7 separate regions of the Homo sapiens genome follow, and regions 2, 3, 4, 5, 6 and 7 are each linked to region 1. Evidence: chromatin loops called from intact Hi-C (ENCODE). Cell type or tissue: mammary epithelial cell. All regions are shown on one strand. Links, peaks and the distances in the headings refer to the core of each region. The heading gives the core; the rest is flanking DNA.

Region 1 (4,408 bases), core at 245-4,244:
GAGGCTCAGTGACTTAGAAGAAACCCAATTCTCTTCAACTCCATATCTGAATCTTTCTGGGATTTTTGCCATCTAACTGACAAGGTTTAGGGAAGTATTTTCACTTAATAGGAAACTACATTTATCAGTCATGTCCTAGGTGCTGAGAGTAGATGGACAAAATACTCACACTTAAACAATTTTCAGTTACAGGAAGATGGACCACTGGTATGTATGGTGTGGGTGGAAGCAAGTGTGGTGTAGAAAGGCAAGGAGATAAAGGAGGCAAGGGAAGTCTTCTGAGCTGAGGCTTGTAAGTGAGAATAGACATGAGCCCCAATGACTTGGCAACACCAGCCACTTCCTGAAGGTAAAAGAATTGGAGCAGATTAAGTTAAAGATCTCCATAGAAAATGATTCATCTAGAAGATCGTAAGAGGAAAATAAATAGGCAAATATTGCTTAGACTAACAGCGTTAGAATTTTTAGACATTTAAAGCAAATTCTTCCTCATTAACACTTGACTAAAAATAACAATAGAAATAATATTGGGTACAGTCAGCTGTCCATATCCATGGGTTCCACATCTGTGGATTCAACCAAGCACAGATCAAAACTATTGGGGAAAAAAACCTATCTGTACTGAACATGTACATGTACTTTTTCCTTGCCATTATTCCCTTAACAATACAGTATAATGACTATTTACATAGCATTTACATTGTACTAGGTATTATAAGTAATCTAGAAATGATTTAAAATATACTATATTTTAAATGCTATGTATTTAATATGAATATGCTATAGTATAAAATACTATTGCCATTTTATATCAGGGACTCGAGATTTTGGTACCCACAGGAAGTCCTGGAACAAATTCTCCATGGAAACTGAGGTCAACCGTAATTTATCTGCATTTAATATGTACCAGGTACTGTGCCTAAGCTCTGTGTACGTTATCTGATTTCATACTCACTACAGCTCCTTAAAGGATCATTGTCCCCATTTGGCAGATGAAGAAGTTGAGGCTAAGGGAAGTTAAGGACTAGAGCTCAGGCTAAAACCTAAGTTTCGCTCCTTAGCCTGTAGTATCATTTTTATAAACTGCTCCTCTTTAATTCAAGGGACAGCTTGCTTGGTATTCTTCTTCTCGTCACACGAAGAAGGCAGAATAGACTGAAGAAATCAACAGAAGTTCTTAAAATTGAATTATTAGCATTATCTTCTATGCTCTTTCACCCACACATGAAGAAAATATATGCACTCAGCCACTTACTCAGACAAAGAAGGCTAATAAATGATTTGTTTCTTATATTAATGGAATTAAAAAAAGCAACAGTAAGTCAATTATTTGCCTATTGGCATAGCCCCAGAAAACCGAATCCGTTTGGACGGCTAAAGTGGAAATAGTTGTCTATTTACAACACATTTTTAATGCTCTACTGTTTCAAGTGTTTTTTTTTTGTTTGTTTGTTTTCTTTTTTCCTCCGTCTGAAAAGGAGGTTGGAAGCTTTATTGTAAATACATTGGGTGATGAGATCCATGTCTTAGTGGATCAGTGTTTTAAAGATTTGTAGGTGGCTAAACCTGTTTGGGATAGGGATAACAGAGCAGGGAAGAAGATGGAAATTAGGCAAATACAGAGCCAATCAAATGTCAAGAACCGGAAATGAGGATAATTTTTCTGGCTGTATTTATTTACAACTCAAGCTGCAACATGAACCCATCTGTGAAAATTCCATTCCTTGGGAGACACTCTTAGAGTAGTCTTCAATGTTTCCACCAGAGGGCAGTAATGTCCTCTGCTATATCTTGAGTGGCGGTGACTATTCATCAGTCGGATGGAACAGTGGGAGAGTGATCTACCCAGTCTACATTTAGACTGCAGGGTGAATTTGGTACCAAAACCCAAACAGAAGACAAAGCAGTGATATTACAGCAATAAACATGAGCTGTAAAGGCTTTTAAATCAAAACTACGAACAATAATACATTCGTCAAAGTTGATTGAATCGGGATGGTATTCAAAATTCGGAGTATGGTTAATCCTGGAAGATGCCATCAGCAGTGTTCAGTGAGCATGATGGCAAAATCCTGGTATCTCATGAAACCACAGGAAGATCATCTTTCAGAACAAACAAGAAATAAAGATAGGGCATTTCTTCTAAGACGCTCAAATATCCAAATCACCTTGCCTTGTGCCGTGGGGTAGGTCTCTTGTGTCTAATTACACCTGTCTCTCATTCCACTATTGCAGATTGGTTTAACTGGAATTAGACACTAAGATGGAATCTGAGGTGCAAAATGCTCACAATGGTCCAACACCTGGGAAAGGAGGTGGGAGAAAGCAAAACTGTCGAGTGTATGAAATTGAAATGTGATCCAGGCCTGGCAAAGCCTTGACCAATATGCCTAAGAGTCCTGGTGCAAGGATTGCCCACCAGTGTTCTGTATTACATGAACCTGACTAGGTCTTTATAACCCTGCTTCAGTCTCTCCTGGATGTGAGCTGCCCCAAGAAGGGCTAAGGAAGTCTCTGTAGGAGCTGTGAGATGAAGGCTATGTGAATACCTGAAATGGAACTTTTCTTATTTGTGACAGATGAATTTAGTCTTTGGATGTAAGATAAAGTGGGCCAAAGGGCTCCTGCTTTGTCATTCCAAAAGAGTCCTTCTTCAATGCAGTCATACTGCAATTTTTCTAAGAAATAGTTTTGTCCTGTGATTGTGATGGATTTCCTTTTCCATAAAATTACGTAGCTGAAAGAATGACAAAGGCTTACTCAGCTCAACCTACTCAGTTTACAAATGTGGAATGTGAAGTCTATAAGAGTTAAGTAACTTATTGGCAATTACACAAGTAAGTTAGTAGCAGAGTCAGAATTCAGATCTCATTAGATTACTCAATCCAGTACTCATTCTAATTTGCCAACATGTACCAATCTAGCCACACACTACTGCCAAGATTTTTTTTTTTTTTTGTAATCAGCGACATCAATAATATACTAGCTTCTCTCAGCAGTGGATGACTCAATCTGGAAATCTATTCTGCCCCCATTTTTAGCTGTTGACATCTTTATTTCAAGGCCAAGTTCAAATGCTATCTCCATTCTGTTTGGTTGAATTTTCCTTTACTTGGTAAGGAAGGAGGTATCGGTTGATTCAAGTTTTTTCCTGGTTGGAAGCCAATGGAGAGCAGATTTAATGAAACTCTTCATGCATACCATTAGTGGTGGGGGAAAAAATTAGAAAACTAGGAGCAAGAGGGGAGGAAAATAAAGTATTTAGCTAAAGAGAATTCGAGTTATGACTCAAGCCCATTTTTAAAAATTATTATTTCAGTAATACTATGAAGAGAGCACAGATTCTTTTTTATTTTATCATTATTTTTTAAATTTCAATAGTTTTTGGTGAACAGGTGGTATTTGGTCACATAAATAAGTTCTTTAGTAGTGATTTCTGAGATTCTGATGCACCCATTACCTGAGCAGTGTATATTGTACCCAATGTGTCGTCTTTTATCCCTCACCCCTTTCCCTCCCATTCCCTCAAGTCTCCGATGTCCGTTGTATCATTCCTATGCCTTTGTGTCCGCATAGTTTAGCTCCCACTTACGAGTTGCTGCAGATGCCATCATTTTATTCCTTTTTATGGTTAAGTAGTATTCCATGGTATGCATATACCACATTTTCTTTACCCACTTGTTGATTGATGAGCATTTGGACTGGTTCCATATTTTTGCAGCTGTGAATTGTGCTGCTATAAACATGCATGTGCAAGTATCTTTTTTGTATAATGACTTCATTTCCTCTGCGTAGGTACCCTGTAGTGGGATTGCTGGATCAAATGGTAGCTCTACTTTTAGTTCTTTAAGGAATCTCCACACTGTTTTCCATAGTGATTGTACTGGTTTACCTTCCCACAAATGTGTAAAAGTGGTCCCTTTTCACCACATCCACACCAACATCTATTATTTTTTATTTTTTGATTATGGCCATTCTTGCGGGAGTAAAGTGGTATCACATTACAGTTTTGATATGCATTTCCCTGATAATTAGTGATATTAAGCATTTTTTAATATGTTTGTTGGCCATTTGTATATCTTCTTTTGAGAATTGTCTATTCATGTCCTTTGCCCAGTTTTTTTGATGGGATTGTTTGTTTTGTTCTTGCTGATTTGTTTGACTTCCTGGTAGATTCTGCATATTAGTCCTTTTTTGGGTGTTATAGATTGCAAAGATTTTTGTCCTACTCTGTGGGTTCTCTGCTTACTCTGCTGATTGTTTCTTTTGCTGTGCAAAAGTTTTTTTTTTTTTTTTTTTTTTTTTGGAGACAGAGTCTTGCTCTGCCTCCTAGGCTGGAATGCAGTGATGTGATCTTGACTCACTGCAACCTCCACCTCCTGGGTTCAAGCGATTCTCTTGCCTCAGC
Region 2 (4,408 bases), core at 189-4,188, 170 kb before region 1:
TGGTCAAGATGGAACAGCTTTTTTAATATTATTTATTTATTTATTTTTTATTAAAAGGATTGCAATTAATTCAAAGTCAGGCAGTTGGGCATCTTTCTTTCCTTCCTTCCCTATTTTCACTTTTCTTTCTTTGTAAACTGAAATTTAGGTCTAGTTTTACCAAAGAAGAAAGAAATTATTTGACTCACTGCATAGGTTATTTTAGGAAGAGAGAGACCAGAGAACTATTCCAAATGTGGATGAAGGACAGTATCAGCATTTTCTGCCTGCCAATCTATTTAGTTTTCATTTTCCTCCCTCATATTTCTTTATGCAGAGAGAGGACTATGAAACTTTGATTGATACACTTTTCATTTATTGTCATATACTACACTGCTAAAGACTGTCTAAAGGATGAAAACTGAATCTACTTATTTAATAATGATTATACATGCATGAAGTTTCACGTTAATATAGATGCATTATGTTTCCATGGGTTTAAAAACCTGGAAGGGCAATGTTTATTTATTATTAATGTTTTATATTAAATTGAGTGCTCAAAAACTTTTTTTTTGATTCTTAACTATTTCGTATTAGAGAAGTATAGGCTTACATATCAAGTTGATGTACTCATGCAAGTAAAATCATGATTCAAGTAAAGTAAATGCTGACGATTTATTAAGTAATATAATTAAATATACATTATAGTACGGGCGAATCAAGCTCTTACAGAATCCAGGGGAAAGGGGCAGTGGCTACCCCAGGACCTAGCTCCTTCAATGTGAGCTGATTTCTCCCAGCTGTGGGTGGGGCTATTGTGACCTGTCAGATGAAGCTACTCATTTCACCTTCTGCCTGAGGAAGGGCTCTTGGGTGCTAAGTTTTTAATCATGTCTGCTCAATCATATGAGTTTACACTTTTTTTCCCATCAGTTTGGCAATGGAGAAATGTAAACTGAGTCAAATATGCACTTGCGTATGTGTTGGGCATTTTTATTCATTCCTTCACTCATTCATTCAACAGTAATTTTTTCTAGATACAAAAATCATTCAGGCATAATTCTCTCACCCTTATGGCCATTCTAATTATCAGAGGGAGGTGGACTAGCGAGTACAGTCAAGTGTTATAAGTACTATGGTCAGTTCTACATGGGAAGAAGAAAGAGGTTAGGAAAGTGCTTTAAAAAGAGGGAAATTGCGAGTCTGGAAAAATAAATGTCCTGCAGAAATGGGTAGAAATGGGTAGACATGGGGAAAAAGCAGTCTAAGCAGGGCTTTAGGCAAAGGTTAAGAGGCTTGAAATGGTATGGCATATTTGGGGGAACTATAAGTTTTTGGTCATGGCCGAAGCATAGACTTAAAAAACGTTTTTTGATTGATATATTAGTTGTAGGTATTGAAACATAGCTTTTGTATGTCATGCTAAGGAATATGAATTTTATCTTATGTTTAATGAAGAGCCACTGAAAGCTTTTATTTAGGGAAATAATAGGATCTATCTGGTGTCTAAAAATATGATTCTGAAAGTGGTGTTGAGGATGGATGGGAAGACAATCTCCTGTGTGCCATAATATATTATGCCCATTGCAATAGCTCATGGATGATGCTGGTGTATGAATGAAAGTGGTGGCAATTGGGAAAGAGAAAAGAATTAATTTGTATAAAGTCAGTTATGAAGGAAATATTGTTCTAAGAAGATTAGGGTTTACTTAGAGACTTCATTCATTCATGAAAACAATTTGGTTCCCCATTCTCTGAAATAACAATTCAGTAATTATGAATCTGTATCAAACAATAATATAACACAATAGCAGTAAGAACAAAATGGCAAACTTTTCAGATGATCTTGATGAGCATCCAGGATTAGCATCCATGGTTTAGAAAATAAACTCTTGGAGTTCCAAAGAGTAAACAGGAGTCATTGGGGAAGGCTTTTTTTTATGACAGCAGCTCCTACACTGTTTTCTCTGTCTTACACTGGCAGGGGAAAATAAAAGGCCCTGAGGCTCACTCACCTCATTCATTCCATTTTTTCAACAGAAAAAAAAAAACCTAGGCTTTTTTTTCCCTAAATTTGGGGAAATCCTCCTCCACCCACAAAAAAAAAAAAAAAAAAAAAACTGGGGAAGAATTAAGAGGTGATTTGCAAATTTGCCAAGTATGCACAGAAGCCAGATTTTTCAGTAGCTGCATGAACTAAAGCTCTCCTAAATTTAGACAACGTTATGCTACATGAAGACAACCTTTTGATTTGTCCTGAAGTGGTCACTGGTGTTTTGGTAATGCACATCCACTGAGGAAATTTCGTATTCCAGTGTCACTGGGAGACCATCTGATGATGCGTTGTAGATGCCTGAAGCAACTTGAGCTACGAATTGAGAAATTAAGGAGGGGAAAAGAGAGTAGGATAATAACATGGTCACTGGGACGTCATGACCTTTCAATGTGCAGATTACTAACAAGTTAGTTTTTTCTGTATAGATTTTGATCTTTCTGGGAACAGTCCCAGAACAGTTTTTAGTATTTCCACCAGGGGGCAGTGATGTCCTCTACAACGTTGGTGACTGCAGCTAGACAAATTAATCATTCTTTTTTTTTTTTTGGACTTGGAGTGGGTTTGAGTGGGAAGCACTGATTAATTCTAACTGCCTATGGATATTAGGGTGGATTTGGAGTCAAATTCAAGCGGAAGACAGAATCGTTAAATAGCATCTGAAGAAGTGCAGAGCCTTAAACCAGAGTGACTACTTAATTAAATCAGTTGCTACAGTTGGTTAAATTGAATAGCTATCTTCAGACTCTGAAAACTCATAATTCTTGAAGCTCCTGTCCAGCAGCCTTAGGAGGTTCAAGGAATTTGATTTGCCAAGAATTATGTGCCCCATGAAACCACAGGAGCAAATTCTGCAGAACAGATGACAAGGGATAGAGTATTGCTTCTGAAGAGCTCAGACCCTTAATGAGTTCAAGCTCTGCCTTCTTGTCGCTAATTCCACCTTAGCTTGTCAGAAGAGATTTGGCTGCTGGAAGAATATAACTGTGTTTCCACTGGGTAAGTTTAATGCGCATGGCTCTTAGCAGGACTGGAGGAGCAGGGCTTTATGGTAGAAAAAGGAATGGACTCAGGGTTAGAAGGTATTTGAATCCTGGTGCCCACCTTTTAATTACAGTAGAACCATGGCTTACTGTAATAGGTGCTGATTAGGACCCTCCAATCTGGAGGGTCTGGCACTAACTTTGAGGAATCTTGACTAAATCACTTGGCCCCTCTGGTCTTAAAAGTTCGTATCTGTAAAATGAGTCAGTTGATCCAGGCGAGCTTTTGGATCCATCACAACTATAACATTCTAAATTTTATAGAAATACAGATTCATTACCACTTAGCTGCCATCTAGACAGTGCCAAACAACCGTGGACAAAAAAAAAGGTTTTCAGCATGACCAATTTTACCTGGCAGCACAGAATTTGAAGGTATTTATCAAAGAAGGAGGTTTATTAGTGTATACAGTGGGCAAAAAATTGGGAGAAAGGGATCATATAAGGTTTCATCTAGGAAGGCATTAGCGTATCATTTCTACCCCATTATTTTACAAATGAGGAAGAGGCAATAGGCCAAGATTCTTCAAGATTCATTCACCCAGACATTTTTCTGGGTGAATGTGCAGAAGCAAACAAAGCAAATTTCTGCTCTCTTGAGCTAATGTTGCAGCCAAAAGACAACTAACTGTGTAGCATTACAGATGATCATATATTGAAGAGGGAAGGTAGGATAAGGGGAAAAGAAAGTGCCAGGGTTCCCTTTCATCTGGGTACTTCAGAGAAGGCCTCTCAATAAGAGAACATTTGAACAGAGACCTAGAGAAGTGACAGAACTAGGCAAATATCTGGGGAAGATTGTTTTAGGTGGAGAGAGCTGCAATTTCAAGGGCTTGGAGACAACCTAGGAATAATGGGCAGGGCCAGGATTTCTCATTCACTTATGAATTTATTCATTCATTCAACAGATACTTATTCAGTACCTATGCTGTGTGACATGCTATTTTGGCTACAGGATTGAAATCTTGTTTAATTCCAAAACCTTTGTTTTCAACCATGGCAAATGATGCTTCCCTTGTACACTGACCTTTTCCCGAATACTCACATGTTGCTAAGCACTATGGTAAGCACCTTATGGACATCTTATTGAAATTAGTTTTCAAAACCATTCCATAAAATTGTTATATAAAAAAATAATACAAAAAAATATTCTAAGGAAGGCAGAAAAATGAAACTTAATGTTATTTATTTCAGATCTTATTGAATTAGATGGGAAGATGTACTGCTTTGTCTCATGAATAACTACCATAAGAAGCTACCTGAATGACCCCATTGATATTATTCAGCTAATTCATGTGAACATTTATTGAGCTTTTACTTTGTACCTGGTGTG
Region 3 (4,408 bases), core at 265-4,264, 180 kb after region 1:
TCTTTGTGGAAGAAATGAGTGTATATTTGATGTGCAAGGCATAGTTATAATGTGCCACATGTGATCACACAGGTAGTTTTATACATCCAAATGTATATTAGGAAGTGTTAATAGGAAAAGAACTAGATATTTTTTGTATGCCAAGTGCTATAATTCTTTTCTACATTGGATTATTCTTACTTTGTAAATTTTGGTGGGAGACACACCCCATTTCTCAATATAAATGCTAATAAATTCTTTATTTTCAATTTTCCAGCTTTCCTTGAATCTGAGGAATAGACACCTGCTCTTACCCGAATGTCCCAAGATAAATAGACTAGAGTAGTTTGTCTTCGCTAGTGATGGCAGTGATGTAATTGGTGTAGGCAGTGGTGGCAATGGTGAAGAAATGACAGTTGAGGTGGTGAAAATGATGACAACGCGTAGCAAAAATGGCAGTCTGGTCTGTGGTGCTACATGGGAGTCAATTTTCCAAGTACAATAATGGAAGTGTTCTAGGGTCAGTATTGAGTAGTTTCTCTGGTAATAGCAACAATGTAAGGGCAACATCTAATATTCATTGGTGTACTCATTAGACCAGTCCTGAGGTGTGATTTTGAGGCATTTTGACTTCACTGTCTCAACTTCATTGACTCTGAGACTGGTTCTCTTGAACTCCCAATGATTCTGGGAGCAACCCAATATGTAATTAATTTAATCAATTTTCTGCTTAAATAAACCAGAATCAGCTTTGGTTGCTTGCAATTAATTAACTTGACTAAGACCTGTTGATTTAAAGCCTTCCTCTGAGAGAAGGGAGAGGGTCAGGGAGAGTTTTGTCAATTTTCTTGACAACAAAGATTTCTTCATTCTTCTCTGATTACATTCTTCCTTTGGATATGAGCCTTGCAATTTCCTCCCCATATCTAGATTAAACCACAAAAAACCTTTCTCCAATAACATGTGTGTGTGTATGTATGTATATATAAATGTATATATATACACATATATATGTGTATATATAGAGAGATATATATAATATTATATTTTATAAAAATGTAAAAGACTAATCTAGTATTTGGGGAAGTTATACATATATATATATATATATATATATATATGTGTATCTCTATATATATACATATATGTATATATATGTATAACTTCCCCAAATACTAGATTAGTCTTTTCTTACCTTCAATAGAAGTTTTCTTATATGCTATCTTCTGGGATTTCATGTTGGGCGGGGGTGGGGAGGGGATTCTCTCATTGAAAAAAAAAAATCTCAAGTGGTTTATAAAATCTTATTTTTAATCAAGTTTTTGACTCAGTGTGAGAGAGAAAAAAGCAAAAAGACTACTTAAATAAAACTGGAAAAGACCTTTAACTAAATGCTGTGTACCTGGAAATTTTGAGATGACTAAGTTTAATACAAGTTAAAAGAATTAAACTACTGTATATTTGTTACAAAAAGGATCAAAGAGAATTACCCATTTGGAAAATGATAAATACTTCATGCTTCTTGAAATTAACTTGATTATAACATACATTCATTTAAAAGAAAAAAATAACATTTTAGAGGGGCACTACACACGTGCAAGAGAAAAGAATAGAAAATTTCCAAATTCTGTATGTTTCTTTATATTATAATTTATAGTAATTTAAAGAAATATGTCTACCACTGTCTTTTTTTGTGTTTTTAACTTATTTTTTGTTCTGAAAAATTTAATAATAAAAACTACACCTCTTATCAGAAAAAACTCTCCCACGAACAACATTTTGCACATAATTTTGCGGGATTCATGGGACCTTTGAAGCCCCTTTATTAATCCTTTTTTAGGATCCTTGGTTATCATGTTAAACATCTCTAATCTCCAAAGGAAATCCAATAAATTTTTCAGCCAATTACGATTAAATTTATATTATTATAGTATTGATTTAATTTTTTATTTAAGAATATAAGCTTAACTTATTATAAATAATAATCTTATTCCATTGAGTATCTTAGGAATAGAGTTTGATGAAGCATAATACATTAAAGAATAAATGCCATTAATTCTTTTTAAAACAGGATCCTTCTTCTATTTGATTGAAGTAGTACTCTAAGCAGAAGAAAGGGCAAAGAAATCTTTAGTTAAAACAAAAGTAATACAAAAATTTGAATCTGAGCAGTCACAGCTGTTCACAACAGCTTATTGTAAGAAAGTCAGTTACTGGTTATTTGTACTCCCTAGCAGGTAGGCATGTGCCACCTGCTGGTCAGATAGTTTGAGCTGCGAATATTCTCAGTATGTTACATGCATGAGTCAGGAGCCTGGAGTGTGGATATATTTTTACAAAGCAAAACCTGTTGAGAGTCTATCTATCTATCTATCTATCTATCTATCTATCTACCTATCTATCATCTATCTATCCATCTTCTATCTGTCTTCTATCTACTCTTCCAAAAGGAGGTATTTCTATTGTAGCATAACTCTAAATGCCCATAGATTTAATTTATGAAGCTATGATGTTAGTTACATATTGAACTGAAATCTACTCACTGCACAAACATAAACGTTTGCTTTGATGCTGTTGTTTTCCCTATTTATTGAATCTCCCTTTTCACCAAAGCAGATATATTATTAGAGAATTTTCAATGAAATTATAAAAACAATCCTTGGCGAGGACTTACCTATTTATCTATCTTTCACAGTCTGAGATGGAGATAAACACTAAGTGGCCTGTCAAGACCTCTTATGCTGATGTTTGAAGATGTACGGATAATTACTGGAACTAAACATGTATAAGATAATAAAAGAAGTCTTCATACACTCAAAACTGTTATTATATAATCCATTTTATCAGATAACATTGTAATTGGATTATTAATCAATAATAAAAAGATGATAAGATACTCTTTTGAGAAAAAAGATATACTCCATACAATCAATTGGTTAAAATGAAATTTGTAAAATATTATAAAGCAGCAGTCAAAGTACAGTCAGTCCTCTGTACCTGTGAGTTTCACATCCATGGATTCAACCAATCACAGATCAAGAATATTTTTAAAAGCATTTCATTTATGTACAGACTTTTTCCTTGTCATTATTCCCTAAAAAACACAGCATAGTAACCATTTACATAACATTTACACTGTATTATTATACTAATATAAATAATCTAGAGATGCTTTAAAATATATGGGAGGATGTGCAGAGATTATATGCAAATACCATGCATATTATATCAGAGACTTGAGCATGTTGGTGTCCATATGGGTCCTGGAACCAAGCTCCCATGGATACTGAGAGGCAACTGTACTCTATATCAAAACTTGTGGAATGCAGCTAAAGCAGTACTATAGGGAAATTCATGGCTTTAAGTTCTTGTATTATAATATGAAAAAGATTGTGAAAAACTAAGCATTAAACTTAGCAAGTTGGAAAAAATGAAAACAGAGTAAAGACAAAAGACACATAAGAAAAGAGCAAAATGAAAAGAACAGAAATTAATAAAATAGTAAATAGATAAAATGATACACAATTACAGGCTGTGTCAGCAGAGCTAAATGATTGTGAGCAATTGTAAATGGTATGGACATACAGAGGAGGAACAGATTGGCTATGAGGGAATGGAAGATAAGTGCTATAGTTTGAAGAATTCAACCTTTGGAGTTATTTGATTAGAGCCATTTGCCACTTGCTATAGATATGTGACCTTTAAGTCATGGAGCTTCCCTAAGTCTAAATTTTCTTGTTTGGGATGGGAATAAATAATACCTATTTTAAATAATACTTACTTCACAAGGTTTTGATGAGAAGTAGTTATTGACTTTATTTAATATACGTCAGCTTTGGCTCTCACTGTCTCACGAGTGATCTGATACAGAGAGTTTCATTCAAGTTTCTGAAATGCTTAATGTATACATTTTTACATGTCATTCATAGCCTATAATATATATGTAAAAGGAAACAAAACATCTTTATTATTAGAATTCTAGATTTTAAAAACTCTCTGGATTGAAAAATCATACTGCTTCCCAGTTAACTCTGCCAATTTTCCTCCACATTAAAAAAAACCCTCCCATTTTTAATCCATTCAATACATATTCACCATGAGTCACTGTGTGCCAGGCCCTGGCCTCAGCAGTCACGTGTCTTGGCTCACTCTCAGCTGACGGATGGCCATGGTCTCTTGGAAGCCGACTTAATTATTTTTTGTGGGTCATTTTGTTTTGGGTGAAAACATGTTTTGTGTTTACAATTGTGGAGGGCCGGGTAAACATCGGTTGCAACCAGAAACAAAAAAAAGAGCTTATTTGAAGTTTTTAATGTTGTTTAATTTTTTCCCCAATGGTTTGACTATGTGTATTGGACTACATACAACTTTTTGCTTCCTTAACCAAATCTATTTATGTGGACCTGTTATACTGTTGTTAAACCACCAT
Region 4 (4,408 bases), core at 113-4,112, 720 kb after region 1:
CTGCCTGAATTTTGGGCGCAGTGGTTTGCCCTGCCACCTCACTTCTCTTATGGATCTAAGCAGAGTTGATTTTTCAGTTTTTTTTTTTTCCAACTTTTTACTTGTTAAAACAGAGTGACAACTTTCAGTTCCTTTCAAATGGAAACAGAAACTGGAAGTCCCTTTGTTATTCTTTTTATTGCCCAATAACATCCCATGGTATAGACTTACCACATTTTATTTATCTATTTCTTTAATCAATTGATAGACATTTAGTTTTTTCACTTTTTTTGCATAATGCTGCTATGAATATTCATGTACAAGTTTTTGTGTGGACATAGGTTTTCATTTCTCTTGGATAGATACCGAGAGATGGAAATACTGAGTCATATGGTAATTCTATGTTTAACCTTTTGAGAAACTGTCAGATTGTTTTTTAAAGTAGTACCATTTTACATTCTTACTAGTAGTGTATAATGGTTCCAACGTCACTACATGCTTGCCAACTCCTATTATCTGTCTCTTGACTGAAGACATAGTAGTGTGAAGTAATATCTTGTAGTTTTTATTTACATTTTTCTGATGACTAATGGTGTTGACCATCTTTTCCTGTGTTCATTGGACACTGGCATACATTCTTTGGAGAAATTTCTATAAAGACCCTTTGCCCTTTTACAATTTGGCTTTTATGTCTTTTTCTTCTTAAGTTGTAAGCATTCCTTGTCAGAGATAGGATTTGCCAAAAATTTCTTTCATCTTGTGGATAGTCATTTGATTTTCTTGATGTTATCTTTTGTGCACAAAAATGTTAATTTTCATGGTGCCCAATTTATCTAATTTTTTTATTGTGTTGCTTTCACGTTTGGTGTCATATCTAAGGAAACATTGACTAACCCAAGTTCATGGAGATTTATACCTATTTTTTGTCTAATAGCTTAATAATTATAGCTCCTAAATTTTGGTCTTTGATTCATTTTGAATTAATTTTGTGTATGATATAAAGTATAATTCCATGCTGGGAGGCTTGAGGGATCATGGTGGACGAGAGGCAGGGCTAGACTGCAGCTCCAGACAGAGCAGCATGCATTTTGTTCTTGCATAATCCAGATCACCTGCAAGAACAAAACAGCAATCTTAAGAGGACCCATAAACCCTCTGAAGGAAGCAGACTGCTCCTCCAGGACCTGGGAGACATCTCAAATACTGTGAGTGCCCCAATTGCAAAAGTGGGAAAGGGAGACACTCCTGCACAAACACACACCCCCACTGCAGAACTTGAAGGTCTGCTTGTAGGAGAAATTCCCGACTTTACCTGGAGCTCAGTCAAGTTAGAGATCAAAGCCAAGCAAAATACAGGGTGGGGTGGAGGAGGCAGTGGAGAGGCCCTAGGATCTCACTGGGTCCCCAAGCAGCCCAATACTGCCTGGCATCACAGGGATCCCTCAGGAGGGTGGCCAGAGGAGCAGGGGATAAAACTCCACAGGGAGAAGGAATTCTCTAGCCGAACTTGGTAACAATTTGAATGGGGCAAGAAGCCTCCCGGCCAGAAGCTGGGGGAGGGCGTAAATCTGGTGTGCAGACTTCACAGGCAGGGGGAAGAACTAAAGCCCTTTTCTTTCGCAGCTGGGAAGTGCAAAGCCTCCGGCAAGTTTTCAAGCCCTTCTCACCCTCCACCTGGAAACGGAATTGGAACTGTTCGGGAGGCACGGTGGGAGTGAGACCAGCCCCTCAGTTTGCATGGGAGCTGGGTGAGGCCTGTGACTGCAGGCTTTCCCCTACTTCCCGGATAACCTGCATGACTCAGCAGAGGCAGACATAATCCTGCTAGGTACACAACTCCAGTGACCTGGGAATCTCACCCCCATTCCCCACAGCAACCACAGACTCTCCACCCAAGGAGAGTGTGAGCTCAGAAACCGCAGCCCCACCCCCACCTGATGGTCCTTCCCTATCCACCCTGGTAGCAGAAAACAAAGGGCATTTAATCTTGGGAGTTCTAGAGCCCCACCCACTGACAATCCCTCCCCACACCACTACAGCTGATACTTTCTGGAAAGCGCCACCTCCTGGCAGGAGGTCAACCAGCATAAAAATAAGGCATTCAAATAGGGAATGCTTCCAGCTTTTGCTCATTCAGTATGATATTGGCTGTGGGTTTCTCATAAATAGCTCTTATTATTGTGAGATACGTTCCATCAATACCTAGTTTATTGAGAGATTTTTAGCATGAAGGAGTGTTGCATTTTATCAAAGGCCTTTTCTGCATCTATTGAGATAGTCATGTGGTTTTGTCATTGGTTCTGTTTATGTGATGGATTATGTTTATTGATTTGCGTATGTTGAACGAGTCTTACATCCCAGGGATGAAGCTGACTTGATAATGTTGGATAAGCTTTTTGATGTGCTGCTGGATTAGGTTTGCCAGTATTTTATTGAGGATTTTTGCTTTGATGGTCATCAGGGATCTTGGCCTAAAATTTTCTTTTTTTGTTGTGTCTCTGCCAGGTTTTGGAATCAGGATGATGCTAGACTCATAAAATGAGTTAGTGAGGAGTCCCTCTTTTTCTATTGTTTGGAATAGTTTGAGAAGGAATAGTACCAGCTCCTCTTTGTACCTCTGGTAGAATTCAGCTGTGAATCTGTCTGGTCCTGGGGTTTTTTTGGTTGGTAGGCTATTATTTACTGCCTCAGTTTCAAAACTTTTTATTTGTCTATTCAGGGATTCGATTTCTTCGTGGTTTAGTCTTGTGGGGGGTGTATGTGTCCAGGAATTTATTCATTTCTTGTAGATTTCCTATTTATTTGCATAGAGGTGTTTTTAGCATTCTCTAATGCTAGTTTGTATTTCTGTGGGATCAGAGGTAATATCCCCTTTATCATTTTTTATGGTGTCTATTTGACTCTTCCTCTTTTCTTCTTTATTAGTCAGGCTAGTGGTCTATCTATTTTGTTAATCTTTTTAAAAAAACCAGCTCCTGGATTCATTGACTTTTTGAAGGGGTTTTTGTGTCTCTTTCAGTTCTACTCTGATCTTAGTTACTTCTTGTCTTCTGCTAGCTTTTGAAATTGTTCTTGCTTCTCTAGTTCTTTTAATTGTGATGATAAGTTGTTGATTTTAGATCTTTGCCACTTTCTGATGTGGGCATTTAGTGCTATAAATTTCCCTCTAAACACTGCTTTAGCTGTATCCCAGAGATTCTGGTATGTTATCTCTTTGTTTTCACTGGTTTCAAAAAACTTCATTATTTCTGCCTTCTCTCACCACTCCTATTCAACATAATATTGTATGTTCTGGCCAGAGCAACTAGGCAAGAGAAGGTACAAGGTGTGTTCAAATAGGAAGAGGAAAACTCAGATTATCTCTATTTGCAGATGACATGATCATAATTTAGAAAATCCCATCATCTCAGCCCCAAAACTCTTTAAGCTGATAATCAACTTCTGCAAAGTCTCAGGATACGAAATCAATGTGCAAAAATCACAAACATTTCTATAAACCAGTAATAGACAAGCAGAGAGCCAAGTCATGAGTGAAATCCCATTCACAATTGCTACAAAGAAAATAAAATACCTAGGAACACAACTTATAGGTGACATGAAGCACCACTTCAAGGAGAACTATAAACACCACTGCTCGAGGAAATAAGAGAGAACACAAACGAATAGAAAAACATTCCATGCTCATAGATAGGAAGAATCAATATTGTGAAAATGGCGATACTGCCCAAAGTAATTTATAGTTTTAATGCTATTCCCATCAAGCTACCACTGACTTTCTTCACAGAACTAGAAAAAACTACTTTAAATTTCATGTGGAACCAAAAAAGAGCCTGTACAGCCAAGACACTCCTAAGCAAAAAGAGCAATCTTGAGGCATCACACTACCTGACTTTAAACTATACTACAAGGCTACAGTAACCAAAAAAGCATGGTACTCGTAACAAAACAGACATATAGACCAATGGAACTGAACAGAGGCCTCAGAAATAACACCACACATCTACAATAATCTGATCTTCAAAAAATCTGACAAAAACAAGCAATGAGGAAAGGATTGCCTATTTAATAAATGGTGTTGGGAAAACTGGCTAGCCATATACAGAAAACAGAAACAGGATCCCTTCCTTAAACCTTATACAAAAATTAACTCAAGATGGATTAAAGACTTAAATGTAAAGCCTAGAACCATAAAAACCTTAGAAGAAAACTCAGGCAATACCATTCAGGACATAGGCATAGACAAAGGCTTCATAACTAAAAAACCAAAAGCAATTGCAACAAAAGCCAAAATTGACAAGTGGGATTTAATTAAACTATAGAGCTTCTTCTCAGCAAAATAAACTATCCTCAGAGTGAACAGGCAACCTACAGAATGGGAGAAAATTTTTGCAATCTATCCATCTGACAAAGGCCTAATATCCAGAGTCTA
Region 5 (4,408 bases), core at 195-4,194, 440 kb after region 1:
TCAGTACTTTACATATCACATTGATCATTTACATTCACATTGTGTAAAAGAATTGGCACCTCCTCTCTCACCTTGAATAAAGCTAAACCTTCTACCATCAGAGTTTTCCAGGTTCTACCAGTCACTAAACAGTTTTTAAAGCGAATTATTTTAAAGGAGAGAAACACTCTTGAATATTTAGAATAGTGGGGTTGCAAGTGTACATGCAGGATAATATTTTCAATCTTCCCCTGGTCAGAAAATATTGTAAACCAATTCTCTAAAATATTATCAGATAATAGGGTCTATTTAGGCTGTCTTACCTTTTCTCTGCTTTCCATTTCTCACTGCTTGAAGCGAATCCAGTTTATACACACAACACAATTGAAATTCCACATTTCTCAAGTGGACAAAGAAAACCCTAAGGTGGCAAATAATAGTATGTAGCTGAGGTTCAGCAGAATATTGGGGGTAGTAGATAGGGTTTTATTAGTATAGTAAATATTAAATACCTTCCTTTTTGTATAACGATATTTAACCCTTTATTAAGTGTTTCATGTGCTAGGCAGGCTAAGAGCTATAGAATTAAATCACTCAGTCCTTAATTAACTTTATGTGACAGGTACTTTGATTATTGCATTTTACAAAAAAGGACATGAAGCTAGCTCAATTCCTCTTGTCCACAGTCACCCAGCTAATTAGAAGTGAACCAGGATTTAATCCTAAAATGTCTGATTCTAAGATTCTTAACATGTATTCTGTATAATTTTGATTCTAACACCTAAACATGGCATTTAAGATTCTCCGTGACCTGACTTCAAGCTCTTCTTTAGCTAAATACACACAGAAACAGACAAACACACTGTACTTTATCTTAATAAACTAACTTCCCATCATACATTTCCATGGTTCTTGCTTTTACTTTCACTTGTCATTTACCTGGAATACTCTTCCTCCTCATCTGTGCTGATCGAAATCCTATACTTTCAAATTTCTCCACGTATAGCCTGTCACACAGCCCTCTCCAAAGACCTCACTCGCCGCACCTGGATGAATTTTCACTTTGTCCCCATATTACTTTATATCTTCCTAAAAATACCGGTCATTGTTTGTCTCATAGTTATTTACAGATAAGAAAACTGAAGCCAGCCCCAGATCAAAAGTTAAACAACTTTTGGAAAGTTATTTAGGTCATAAGTTGGTAGATCCAGATTTCCAAGAGTGTTCTGGTTCTAAAACCTGTGTTACTCCTATTATAACACACTGTCCTAAAAGACAAAATTATAAAGAAAATTATTAAGATCTATTACCCTTTTTGTATTACTGAAGTGGCTAATCAATTCAAGTCAGATCCATTTGAGTTCAAGTAGTGATTCTGACATACTCAGAGCTGATCCTGGATAAGTTAATTAAACTTTCTAAGTTTCAGTTTCCTCTTACGTGCATTAAAAGTATATAAGATATTTGTGAATATTAAATGACATATTGTGCTAAATCGCCTAGCAGAAGACCTCCCAACTACCAGTTGCTCAATAAATGCGTTATTATCAGTACAGTACATTGGTACAGTCCAGTAGGAAGGCATTTTTTTTGTCATTATTTCATAGTAGCTGTGCCCTAACATAAGAAAATAAGTTACTTAAGTTTTAGAATAATAACCATCCTGCTTACTGTTTATACTATAGTGATATGAAATTAAATATTGAGGCAATGAGACTTAATCACAAATAAAGCTTACTACCTTGTCATAAGTCAATATACGTAAAGGCTTTCTATTTGTTTGTTTATGCTGTGGATTGGCCATTGTGTATAAGGCAGTGCCATTCCGCCTGGCTGCATGTAGCTGCTGGCCAGCTTATCATTTCCTGAAAAATTATATTTAAATCATATTTTCCATTAAAAGGAGAATAATAACCTTGAGGGCTTAGACTTGAAAATCACTAATGGAGCTCTGCACAGTAGGAACAATAAAGCAAAACTGAGCAGAGCAGCAACTAAAAGCCCATTTGCCCAAATGAATTCAAACTTATTTTTACGAATAGGTAAAGCAAGCAGCTAGAGCAGTCATGTGGAACATTTTCCCTACACTTGTGGGTGCTGAAAAAAGATGTAGAGTAACAAGTATACCATACTTCCTATAGAATAAAATGCATTTATTGGTATTCTTTACATGAATGTGATAAATTAATGCAAAGTAAAAATTGATTTATTCTTCTAAACTAAATATTATAAGGGTCTAAATTACCATGTGGTCAACATGCATTCACAAATGTGTGGGAATTATTTTGGACAAAAGTTTCTCAGGTACAGGGATCAGAAATGAGAGACTAATAGAGGTAATAAACAGAGTGGCCTAAGAAGTTGAGTGGAAACCTGTAAATATAAAAGGATATGAGCAATCTTCTAAGAAAGAGGGCAATTTTGTCATGAAAATTTTAAGATTTGAAATAAGAGGTAAAGGAAATTTCTGAAGTCACTTGTCTTTTTTCTCATTTATAAAGTAACACCTTGTGACATGACTGAAGAAATAAATGTTCCTTTGGAAAAGGTTTAGTTTAGGCTAGTGACTTTTTTTTAATCCTACTCCAAATATAAGTGTGGGATGAAGGATACTCCTGTTTGATAACAGTGACTTCCTATGACAGTGGTTCTCAACCTGTGGGCAGTGCCCCCTAATGTCCAAATGGAATATCAGACTCTGTGCTCACCTAACAAACCTAAGCTAAATGTGATGTATACTCCCATCCTAGGTTGAAATTGAGGATTTCTTTTTTACCTATTATTTATAAACATGTTTTAAAGAAGAGTAGAACTGTGTGTATTGTAAGAACAGTGATGATTATGAGCCTTAGTTTTTATGTTCCACAGTGTCATAAAATTATTAAAAGTGAAATTCAGTTTACCTCAATTAAAAAACATCTGCATATCCTGTAGGACTTGCTGAAAAGGTGAAACAACAGTGTTTTAAAATTTGAAAAGTCCAGGAATTACTGTATAACTGATACTGTACTCAAATTTGAAAGAGATAAAATTAATAATAATCTTCCTTATATTTAATGTTTGATATGAATATAAATTGAAAACTATTAACAAATTGCTTTATATTGACTATATAAATGTGTAAGTTAATGAATAGAAATAGTAATTATGATAATGATGGCTTTCATATATAATACATATTACAAATTGAACTGTTACTGTTTAAGCACTTTAAGTTTTAACTTATTTAATACAAAACAATGAAATAGGTATTCTGTAATTATCCTTTTTATTTTATTATTGACATTATACATATTTATAGGGTACAGTGTGATATTTCATTACATGTATGCAATGTATAATTTTTCTATCAGGGATAGCATACCCATATCTCAGACATTTATTTTTTTGTGTTGGGCACATTCAAAATTCTGTCTTCTAGCTATTCAAAAATATTCAATAAATAATCATTAACTACGGTAACCCTACAGTGCTAGAGAACAACAGAATTTATTCCTCCTATCTAGCCGTAATTTTGTATCCATTAACCACAGTCTCCTTACCCCTCTTTCCCCACCTATCCTTCCCAGCCTATAGTAACCACTATTCTACTCTCTATTTCTATGAGATCAACTTTTTTAGCTTACACATATGAGGGAGAACATGTGGTATTTATTTTTCTGTGCCTGGCTTATTTCAGTTAACATAGTGTCCTCCGGGCTCATCCATGCTGCCGCAAGTGACAGAATTTCATTTTTTATGGCGAAATAGTATTTCATTGTGTGCATATGCTACACTTTCCTTATCCATTCCTCTGTTAATGAATGGACTTAGGTCAATGTCATATCCTGGCTATTGTGAATAATGCTGCAATAAACATGGCAATGCAGCTATTTATTTGACATACTGATTTCCTTTCATTTGGATAAATACCCAGTAGTGGGATTGCTGAAGCATATGGTAGTTCTCTTTTCCATAATGGTTGTAATAATTTACATTCCCACCAACAATGTATGAGTTCCCTTTTCTCTACATCCTTATCAATATTTGACATTTTTGTCTTTTTGGTAATAGCCATTCTAACTGGGATGAGATGATATCTCATTGTGGTTTTGATTTGCATTTCTCTGATAAATAGTGATTTTTCAGCATTTTCTCATTTATTTTTGGCCATTTGTGTGCCTTCTTTTGAGAAATATCTATTTAGGTCACTTGTCCATTTTAAAATCAGATTCTTTGTGGGGTGTTTTTGGTTTGTTTTTGTTTTTTGTTTTTTGTTTTTGTTTTTTGTTTTGCTATTGTTTGAATTCATTGCATATTCTGGATATTAATCCCTTATTAGATGAATAAAAGTTTGTCTCTTCACTCTCTTGATTACTTCCTTTGCTGTTGAGAAGATTTTAGCTTAATATAATACCATTTGTCTAGTTTTACTTTTGTTGCATAAGTT
Region 6 (4,408 bases), core at 113-4,112, 770 kb after region 1:
AATGATGTAAAAAGCCATTTTAAAACATTCCTGAAGATAGCAACAAAGAATGACTCAATTATCTAACACTATTTAACATCATACAAAAATTATGATAAAAGTTAATAAAACTATTTGGTGTATTGCCTCAGTCATATTAAATAAATCATGCATGACCCTTATACTGTGTGCAATTAACAGCCATTTAATAATTTTTGTATGTATTTTCCTTTCTCATTTGATCTAATAGGTTCACCTTCCTAGGTTCACACAGCATGTTAATGGCAGAGCCAGGACTTGAATCCAGGTATTCTGACTCTAGCTCAAGTGTTCTGTATTTATAGCTGCCTTACTGTTTTAGACAAAGACAGTCTATCAAAATTTAGTGTGTAGCAGAAAGTTGGTTGGTTTTTATTTTGTTCAATGTATTTCTCCTTTATTTATTAGAGAAAAGTTATTTCAATAATTACAAAATAGTTATCAATTCGAATATTTTAAAGGTTTTGATCTTGGTTAATTTACCCTTATCAAATATTAAGCCTAAATTACAAAACCCTTAAAAAATATGAACGCCAAATTCAATTAGAATTTTTTTCTTAGATGCCTGCTAATTATTTCTCATAATAAGCAGTTTTCTTCCAAAAACTACACCATTATTTCAGTTTGATGAAAATTTGTTCCTGATGGAGGAAAACTGGATTTGGAAGATAGAAAAATTAAGTTAATCCTCTGGCATTGTAATGATAAACATTTAACTCAGAATTTACTGAAAAAAAAATTAGAGTATACCTAGAGATTCAGATTACATGCAAACAAATTTACAGTTTTCCAAATTGCATTATTTGTCTTTTGAGACTGAGAAAATCTCATTGGATGATCAATAGTTCACAGAATTTTTCATATGTTAATAAAGAGAAAAAATTAACACAAGGAAAGGTCCAGTATAATACCAAACATTATAAAACAGAAAAGATCCATAGTCTATCAACTTTCTAGCTACACAGAATTCAAATATCAAGCTAGGTGTCAGGTTGCATTATATGTAACTCAAAACCATTTGGAGATTTGGAGAAACTTCCAAATTGCATTCCTTTCAGAAAGCTAAAATCCATGACTATTTAAAAAAATTTACCTTCCATGTCACTCACATTACATAACAAATAGAATCACTTTGCTTTCATTCTTTATCAAGCAACCTACTCTATAGCACAGCTATCAGAGAATGGCAGGGTGCTTTTCTAATGGCCTGATTAATGGAAACAAGAATTTCCCATACAGAAGCTTTTGGAAGCCTTTTATTACTATATATACATTACTATATTTTTATTACTCTCTCTATATTACTATATATATACAACAAATTCCACATTTATTAAAACTATTTATAAATTCCAGGTTTGACTTGTATTCCAATTGGAAAGAAAGAAAATATCAAGGTTTCTACACATTCTTTTTTTTTGAGACGGAGTCTCGCTCTGTCCCCCAGGCTGGAGTGCAGTGGCGCGATCTTGGCTCACTGCAAGCTCCGCCTCCTGGGTTCACGCCATTCTCCTGCCTCAGTCTCCCAAGTAGTTGGGACTACAGGAGCCCGCCACCCACCCCCCCCACCCAGCTAATTTTTTGTATTTTTAGTAGAGACAAAGTTTCACAGTGTTAGCCAGGATGGTCTCGATCTCCTGACCTCGTGATCCGCCTGCCTCGGCCTCCCAAAGTGCTGGGATTACAGGCATGAGCCACCGCGCCCGGCCCTACATATTCTCTATTTTTTTTTTTAAGATGGAGTCTTGCTTTGTTGCCCAGGCTGGAGTGCAATGGCACGATCTCAGCTCACCGCAACCTCCGCCTCCCGGGTTCAAGCGATTCTCCTGTCTCAGGCTCCAGAGTATCTGTGATTACAGGCATGCGCCACCACGCCCGGCTAATTTTATATTTTTAGTAGAGACAGGGTTTCTCCATGTTGATCAGGCTGATCTCGAACTCCTGATCTCAGGTGATCCACCTGCCTCGGCCTCCCAAAGTGCTGGGATTACGGGCGTGAGCCACTGTGCCAGGCCTTACATATTCTTAATTACGGGGAATAGAATGCAGCTATGATTATCTGCTTCAAGCTTCTAACCACATGTTTTCAAAATGCTCAATGACAAAAATAAGCAAATATATTTGCTTAAAGCTAAAAATGTTCAAAGAATGCATTTTTTAAAAAAAAATGAAAAATTGACTAGCATCTGTGACATTATGAAGGTAAGTAAAATGGTACCAAGTTCCTGTCAGACTAATAACTGGAAAAGATGTCCAGGAGTGCCACCTTGAGAGAAAATTTAAGACAATGCATTTTGAAAACAAAATTGGCATAAAGGGTTTCAATGTTGCTCATCACAGTTACCCCAACTAAAGGACATCACTGTAAATTTTTATAGTACAAGTGAAGAGATAAGCATGGTCTTTCAACTCAGATCCTATTATATTCTTCTGTCTTTTCATATCAGTATTCCACATGTATTTCATTCCAATGTGCCTCTTGGATATTATTTTAATGGAGAAAGGTATTCTTAGAGTCATTGGTATGTGAAGAAAGGATTTCTCTCTTTTTTTCTACTCTTTCTGGTGGTTCCTTTCTCTGTCTTCAGTCTTCCTACTTACTCTCTTCCTTCTTTTCCTAGCAATACCCCTAAAGTTCTCATGCTCATGATCCCCAGAAATACTTGTGCTTATGTGTGGGCAGGCAGTGTGTGGGTATGTGTGGGGGATATGGTTGGAGAGCTGGAGGGAATAGAATAAGACATTCTCATATGCTTTTATAATATTAATAACCAATTAGCTTTAATGTGTTACTTTTCCTTGCATTTCCTGCATTTTATGATACATTTCCCTGCATTTCAAAGAACAAAATTTATGACCAAGACATAGATTTCTAGATGTGGCTAAGTAAAAACTACTGACTTAGATCAAGATCATCCCCTCCCATGGTTCTCCACAGCCCAGGGCCTGTTTATACCTCTGAAACCTTACAATGTATTTGGCCCAAAGACCCAATGTATACATTAAACACACACACACACACACACACACACACACACACACACATACAGAGTGAAGATTCTAGGTCAAGCTAGGTTTCATCTAAATTTGATTTTTTCACTAGACCTTTAGAGAGTGATAGGGTTGCAAGGAAAATATAAAAATTACAAAGAATAGTACTTACTGAGAAAGACTGATAGGGTACCTGTTACAGGTCATGAAACGTTTCTCCTAAGACTGCATCTCTCCTCCTGGCTTCAAACCCTTTCAGATCAAATATTTTAGGGAGGTCTCCAAAACTCCTCATGTTTCTGATGGAGAGCAACCTTCTCTCTGGCTTCTGCATCACTTACAACAGGATCTACAGGAGAGTGGAGGGCCTGTCTCACAGAGCCATTCTACTGGTGCGAACTGAAACCTGGCTATCGAATCTAAATAACTATGTTTCTCTCCACACCAATTTATCTGTGGGTCTCTGCGTGGGACATATGCTTTCCTTGCTCCTCACTGTATACAGCAGAGCACTGTTCTTACTTTCTTCCTAAAAATAACCTCAGTTCTTTGGATGCACAGGCCATCAGATGATGCAAGTTTAGCAGGAATCAGTATAGCGCCCTGGTTAAGAGGGCATGTTCTGGAGCCGCATTTCCTGTTTGTAAACTATTTCAATTCCCTATGACTTATTTTCCTTGTCAGTAAAAATGGGGATCATAATAGCATTTGCCTTAGGGCATCTCTATGAGGCTTAAATAAATTCATGTTCAATATTTAGACTGGTGCCTGTCACATAGCACTGCATAAGTGTTGGCCACTGTCACCACCTGCTTCTCAGCCATATGGTTTGCATCACATTATTCTGCCTGAAATGCTTTCTGCAGTGTCTCCACAGGTTTCCATACAAATAATCTCCAGTGTGAATTTCTCCATGAAGTATGTCTTTGTCCCTTCAGTCAGATGTGATTTCTATTCTCATGTAAACACCCTAGCTCTTATATTCCTCCTCAGTGATAATCATATTGTACTTTGCATTAGTTAGCCCCCATTAGGCGAGTTCATCTTGTCTAGAGTAGGTCACTTTTGCGTTTCTTGATACCGTTTTTTTCACACAAGGTTCCCTCAAGTTGTCATTGCATTTAATAACAAATACTACGATAAACTTTGTTAGAGGACCATATTAGAAGGTGATATGGTTTGGCTGTGTCCTCAACCAAATCTCATCTTGAATTTTAGCTCCCATAATTCCCAGGTGTCATGGGAGGGACCCAGGGGGAGGTAACTAAATCATGGGGGCAGGTCTTTCCCATACTCACTCCTAGTAGTGAGTAAGTCTCACGAGAGCCAATTGTTTTATAAATGGGAGTTGTCCTGTGTAAGCATTCTCTTTGCCTGCCACCATGTAAAATGTGACTTT
Region 7 (4,408 bases), core at 189-4,188, 960 kb after region 1:
ATGCTCAATTGGTACCAAAGAAGGGCAGGTTTCTGTGCCACCCGTCTGTCATCACCGCTCCTGTCAAGTATAATTGCAGGGTCACGACTACACAGAGATCTCTCAACCCACCGGATGCATCTGTACTTTTATGAGCCTGGTTGGGAGAATAAACAGGATATTTAGCAAAGTACTCATCGTGCGTTCTTTGGTCTCCCATGTCTCTTGTGAAACCAATTAAATTCATGGTCCGTTTTTTTTCTTTCCAGCCCTCGACCGTCCACAGAGTACCAAAATAAAAGAAGAGTGAATGCCTTTTATGCAACAAGGAGAAAAGAACAAAGCAAAAGTCTCAGAGGCTTGTGATACACAGGGGATACAGAATGAGGAGACTCTTCCAGAATCCACACGAAGACAGACAGTTGGAGGGATGGGAGGAAACGAATTGAGAAAAGACAGACAGCAAAAAAGATTAAAAAAAAATGTAAAGAAAAAGAGACAGAGATGTAAAGGGAAGAAAGATAACGAAGAAAATAGAAAGAGAAACAGAAAAAGAGAATGAGAAATGATAGAAGGGAGGAAGAAAAAGAGAGAGAGAAGAAAGAAAAAGAAAAGAAAGAAAGAAAAAGAAAGAAAGAGGAAGAAAAAAGGAAAAATAAAGGAAATGAAAAAGAGGGAAGCGCATCATGGTTCACACCTATAATCCCAACACTTTGGGAGGTTGAGGTGGAAGAATCACTTGAGCCCAGCAGTTTGAGACCAGCCCTGGCAACACAGTGAGACCACGTCTCTACTTTAAAAAAGAAAAAATTAAAAAGTTAGCCGGGCGTGATGGCAGGCGCCTGTAGTTTCAGCTCCTTTGGAGCCTGAGGTGGGAGCATCATTTGGGCTGGGGAGGTAGAGGCTGTGGTGGGCCTTGGTCAGGCAAATGCACTGCAGCCTGTTGCCCAGGCTCATCTCGAACTCCCAAACTTTAGCGAACCGCCTGCCTCAGCCTCCGAACTTGCACCTGCCATATCCAACGGCCCTGGGAGTATCAGTGATAGATTTTAGTAGACACGGTTGTTATGCCATATTGCCCAGGTTGGTCTCGAACTTGAACCCGGGAATATGAGGCTACAGTGAGCCAAGGTCGTGCCACTGCACTGCAGTCTGGGTGATAGACCAAGACTCCATCTCTAAATAACTAAATAATAAAAACAATAACAATTATAACAAACAATAATACAAATAAATAATAACAACAACAATAATAATAAACTAGTGGGAGTGAAAAATATAACAAGTAATTTAGATCACAATTAATTGTAGTAATTTCAAGGAGTTATTTCTTTAACCTGTCTCTCTTACTTTCTGAAACAGGGTCTTTCTCTGTCACTCAGGCTGGAGGGCAGTGGCGTGATCATGGCTCACTGCAGCTTCGACATCCCAGAATCAAGCTATTCCTGCAGTCTCAGCCACTTGGAAGACTGAGATGGCAAGATCACCTGACGGAGCCCAGGAAGGTCCAGGCTGCGATGAGCCGAGATCGCATTCTCACACGCCAACTTTTCTCAAAAAAAAAAAGGAAGTAAACGTAAAACAACAGCAACTTCAGTGTGTAGAAAGAGGAGTAAGAAAAGTAAAAGGAAAAATAAAAACAAAATGAAGAGCAACTGAAAATACTGTGGAAACAATTGGAGAGGAAGAAACAACGTAGTGAAGGAGCGACATCTAGTGGACAAAAGTGGTAGTGCTGCTGACCAGAGTTATCTGTTATTCCTTAGAAATCCCAGGTTGATGGTCAGTTCCAACGCTCGCCGCAGACGTCTGGGGGACCCGGCGCCAGCGGACGGAAGCGGTCGGACCCAGTTGGAATCTTATCACACAGAGCCGGCCCACCTTTACTGTCATCTAACTCCACCGACCTGCCCGCCGTTCCCCCACTGTCCGCTGGTTGAACCCGGCAGCGGAGAGAGAAGGAAAGGCACAAAGGCAGTGACTGGCTCATATCCCAGCCCCGCGCACCTGGGGCGGGGAGAGGGGCAGTGACCCCAAAGGCCACCACCGGGCATGCGTGAACATTACTGGGACAGAAACCTCAGGGGCACACCCTCCGACACCCACGCCTCAGCCATTCTCAACAGGCTCAATGAATCCGATCCCAGCCCCTGGAGGAGTTCCCAGAGGGGTGTGGGGAGGAGGTGGAATCGGAGAGGTGGAACTACGAGCAGGTGCGCCACCCCTACCTCGGCAATCCCCCGCGTGGCATCTTGGAAAGCCCGCCGGTGGGGACGGGCGCCTCCCAAATGCACAGCGGGCGCTGATGGGCTCTGGCGAGAGACACCCGCTGTGTGTTCCGGAGCTCCGGGGCGGGTGGGCATGAGCGGGCCAGGGAACGAGGTCCCCAGGGGCAACAGGAGGGAGGAAGAAAAGTACACGTCAAAGGTTGAATTACACAAGGACACGCCATATCACCGGGTCCCCCACACACGGGTGGAGAGACCCTTGTGTGGAGATCTGATTTTCAATAGATGGCAGGGAGGGAGCTGCTCTGCTCCATAGAAAACCCTGACCCAGAAGCAGGGCGTCTACGAATAGCTTAGCATCAGGTTCCCCACAAACACATTACGTGATGGGTCAGGGAGTGACCGCCTTTCTGGCAGCAGCGCGTTTCCCAGGATGAAGGGCTGTCTGCACCAGACCCCGGTTCCCGGCGCACGGCGAGGATCGCCTATCCGAGGCCAACAAAAGGTCCGTGGAGCTGCCATATCCCTCCTGGGCGGGATTCTGACTTAGAGTCGTTCAGTCATAATCCTACATATGGTAGCTTTACCCCATTGGCTCCTCAGCCAAGGACATAGGCCAAATGTCTGAACCTGTTGTTCCTCTTCTACTGAGCAGGATGACCATGGCAGCAACACATGAGGAACACACAATAAAACTAACCTGTCTCACATGGGTCTAACCAGAATGCTTTCCAGGGCATGCGCACAGCTCTCCGGTGAATCCATTCCAGTTTGCCTTGCCCTACCCAAAGAAAAGAGAACTCTCCAGGCGCGGTGGTTCATGACTGTAATCCCAGCAATTTAGGAGGCTGAGGAGGGCGGATCACCTGAGATGAGGAGTTCAAGATCAGCTTGGCCAACATATTAAAACCCTGTCTCTATAAAAATACAAAAATTAGCCGGGCACGATGGCGGGTGCCTGTAATCCCAGCCACTCAGGAGGCTGAGTTGCCCAGGCTGGCGTGCAGTGTCTTGATCTCTGCGGCAAACTCCACCTCCCGGGTTCAAGTGATTCTCCTGCCTCTGCCTCTTGAGTATCTTGGTCTACAGGCGCGCATGCCACCGCGCCCGGCTTTTGTATTTTTAGTAGAAACAGGGTTTCACCATGTTGACCAGGCTGGTTTTGAAATCCTGACCTCAAGCCGTCTGCCTGCCTTAGCCTCCGAAAGTGCTGGGATTACAGGCGTGAGCCACTGCACCCGGCCTATGTGTTTGCTTTTTAAACATCTCTTTCTAGGGTCATGAGAATTCTCGTTAATTTCACTTAGAGCTCCTCGAGAGAAAAGCCTCTATTATTGTCATTGTAACCGTAAAAATAGTAGAGCTTTTTTTTTCTTTTGAGACAGAGTTTCGCTCTTGTTGCCCAGAGTGGAGTGCAATGGCCCGATCTCAGCTCACTGCAACCTCCGCCTCCCAGGTTCAAGCGATTCCCCTGCCTTGGCCTCCCAAGTAGCTGGGATTAGAGGCATGTGCCACCACGCCTGACTAATTTTGTATTGTTAGTAGAGACAGGATTTCACCATGTTGGTCAGGCTGTTCTCGAACTCCTGACCTCAGATGATCCACTTGCCTGGGCCTCCCAAATTTTTGGGATCACAGGCATGGGCCACTGTGTCCAGCTTTTTTTTTTTTTTTTTTTTTTTTTTTTTGAAACAGGGTCTCCTTCTATTGCCCAGGCTGGAACACAGTGGCATAATCATAGCTCACTGCAGCATCAAACTCCTGGAGCTCAAGCAATCCTCCAGTCTCAGCCTCCCAAGTAGCTAGGATTACAGGTGCACACTACCACGCCCAGGTAAATTTTTCTTTTTTTACACAAAAATGTCTCAACATGGATTTTTTTCTTTTTTGGCAGAGATGATGTCTCACTATGTGGCCCAGGCTTGTCTCAAACTCCCTGCCTCAAGCCATCCTTCCACCTTAGACTCCCAAAGTGCTAGGATTACAGGCGTGAGCCACTGCACCCAAGCCCCGATAATTTTTTTTTTTTTTTTTTTTGAGGCAGAGTCTTGCTCTGTCAACCAGGCTGGAGTGCAGTGGTGTACTCTCAGCTCACTTCAACCTCTGCCTCGCAGGTTCAAACAGTCCTCCCGCCTCAGCCTGCTGAGAAACTAGAATTACAGGCACATGCACGCCCGGCTAATTTTTGTATTTTTAGTAGA

The links. Peaks named below come from ENCODE experiments on the same cell type or tissue, not always from the same donor. Only the 100,000 strongest peaks of a DNase experiment are listed, where the experiment ranks them.
Region 2: it touches region 1 in a loop (11-fold over the local background); 8 of 110 quality-filtered maps call a loop at or near these places.
Region 3: a loop joins it to region 1, with 14 times the contacts of the local background. A loop is called at or near these places in 64 of 110 quality-filtered maps.
Region 4: a loop joins it to region 1, with 5 times the contacts of the local background. A loop is called at or near these places in 2 of 110 quality-filtered maps.
Region 5: it touches region 1 in a loop (12-fold over the local background); 16 of 110 quality-filtered maps call a loop at or near these places.
Region 6: it touches region 1 in a loop (13-fold over the local background); 75 of 110 quality-filtered maps call a loop at or near these places.
Region 7: it touches region 1 in a loop (20-fold over the local background); 18 of 110 quality-filtered maps call a loop at or near these places.

The regions. Positions count from the first base shown.
Region 1 is chr12:39,101,109-39,105,516 of GRCh38, reverse strand. All of the region lies in intron 1 of LINC02406 (long intergenic non-protein coding RNA 2406), which reads left to right. Among named protein-coding and RNA genes, the nearest start is that of LINC02406, 42 kb to the left of the region's middle. In mammary epithelial cell, for the core only: a CTCF peak has its summit at 1,764 (motif pointing right); DNase peaks (open chromatin) are centred at 1,776 and 2,836; H3K27ac peaks cover 273 bases.
Region 2 is chr12:39,271,476-39,275,883 of GRCh38, reverse strand. No RefSeq gene overlaps it. Among named protein-coding and RNA genes, the nearest start is that of LINC02406, 130 kb to the right of the region's middle. In mammary epithelial cell, for the core only: a CTCF peak has its summit at 2,502 (motif pointing right); no DNase peak of the experiment used is centred there.
Region 3 is chr12:38,919,090-38,923,497 of GRCh38, reverse strand. No RefSeq gene overlaps it. Among named protein-coding and RNA genes, the nearest start is that of CPNE8-AS1, 16 kb to the right of the region's middle. RefSeq lists a silencer at 2,224-2,313. In mammary epithelial cell, for the core only: a CTCF peak has its summit at 2,232 (motif pointing left); a DNase peak (open chromatin) is centred at 2,227.
Region 4 is chr12:38,382,506-38,386,913 of GRCh38, reverse strand. No RefSeq gene overlaps it. Among named protein-coding and RNA genes, the nearest start is that of ALG10B, 68 kb to the right of the region's middle. RefSeq lists enhancers at 1,612-2,159, 1,005-2,204. In mammary epithelial cell, for the core only: a CTCF peak has its summit at 2,047 (motif pointing left); DNase peaks (open chromatin) are centred at 463 and 1,883; H3K27ac peaks cover 336 bases.
Region 5 is chr12:38,663,105-38,667,512 of GRCh38, reverse strand. The region is part of intron 19 of CPNE8 (copine 8); the gene reads left to right. Among named protein-coding and RNA genes, the nearest start is that of CPNE8, 240 kb to the left of the region's middle. In mammary epithelial cell, for the core only: a CTCF peak has its summit at 2,654 (motif pointing left); no DNase peak of the experiment used is centred there.
Region 6 is chr12:38,332,415-38,336,822 of GRCh38, reverse strand. No RefSeq gene overlaps it. Among named protein-coding and RNA genes, the nearest start is that of ALG10B, 18 kb to the right of the region's middle. In mammary epithelial cell, for the core only: a CTCF peak has its summit at 2,298 (motif pointing left); no DNase peak of the experiment used is centred there.
Region 7 is chr12:38,136,178-38,140,585 of GRCh38, reverse strand. It overlaps LOC107984469 (a long non-coding RNA gene), which reads right to left and starts at 2,096. Exons shown (of 2, transcript XR_007063272.1): 1 at 1,723-2,096. In mammary epithelial cell, for the core only: a CTCF peak has its summit at 1,697 (motif pointing left); a DNase peak (open chromatin) is centred at 1,695; H3K4me3 peaks cover 1,171 bases; H3K27ac peaks cover 659 bases.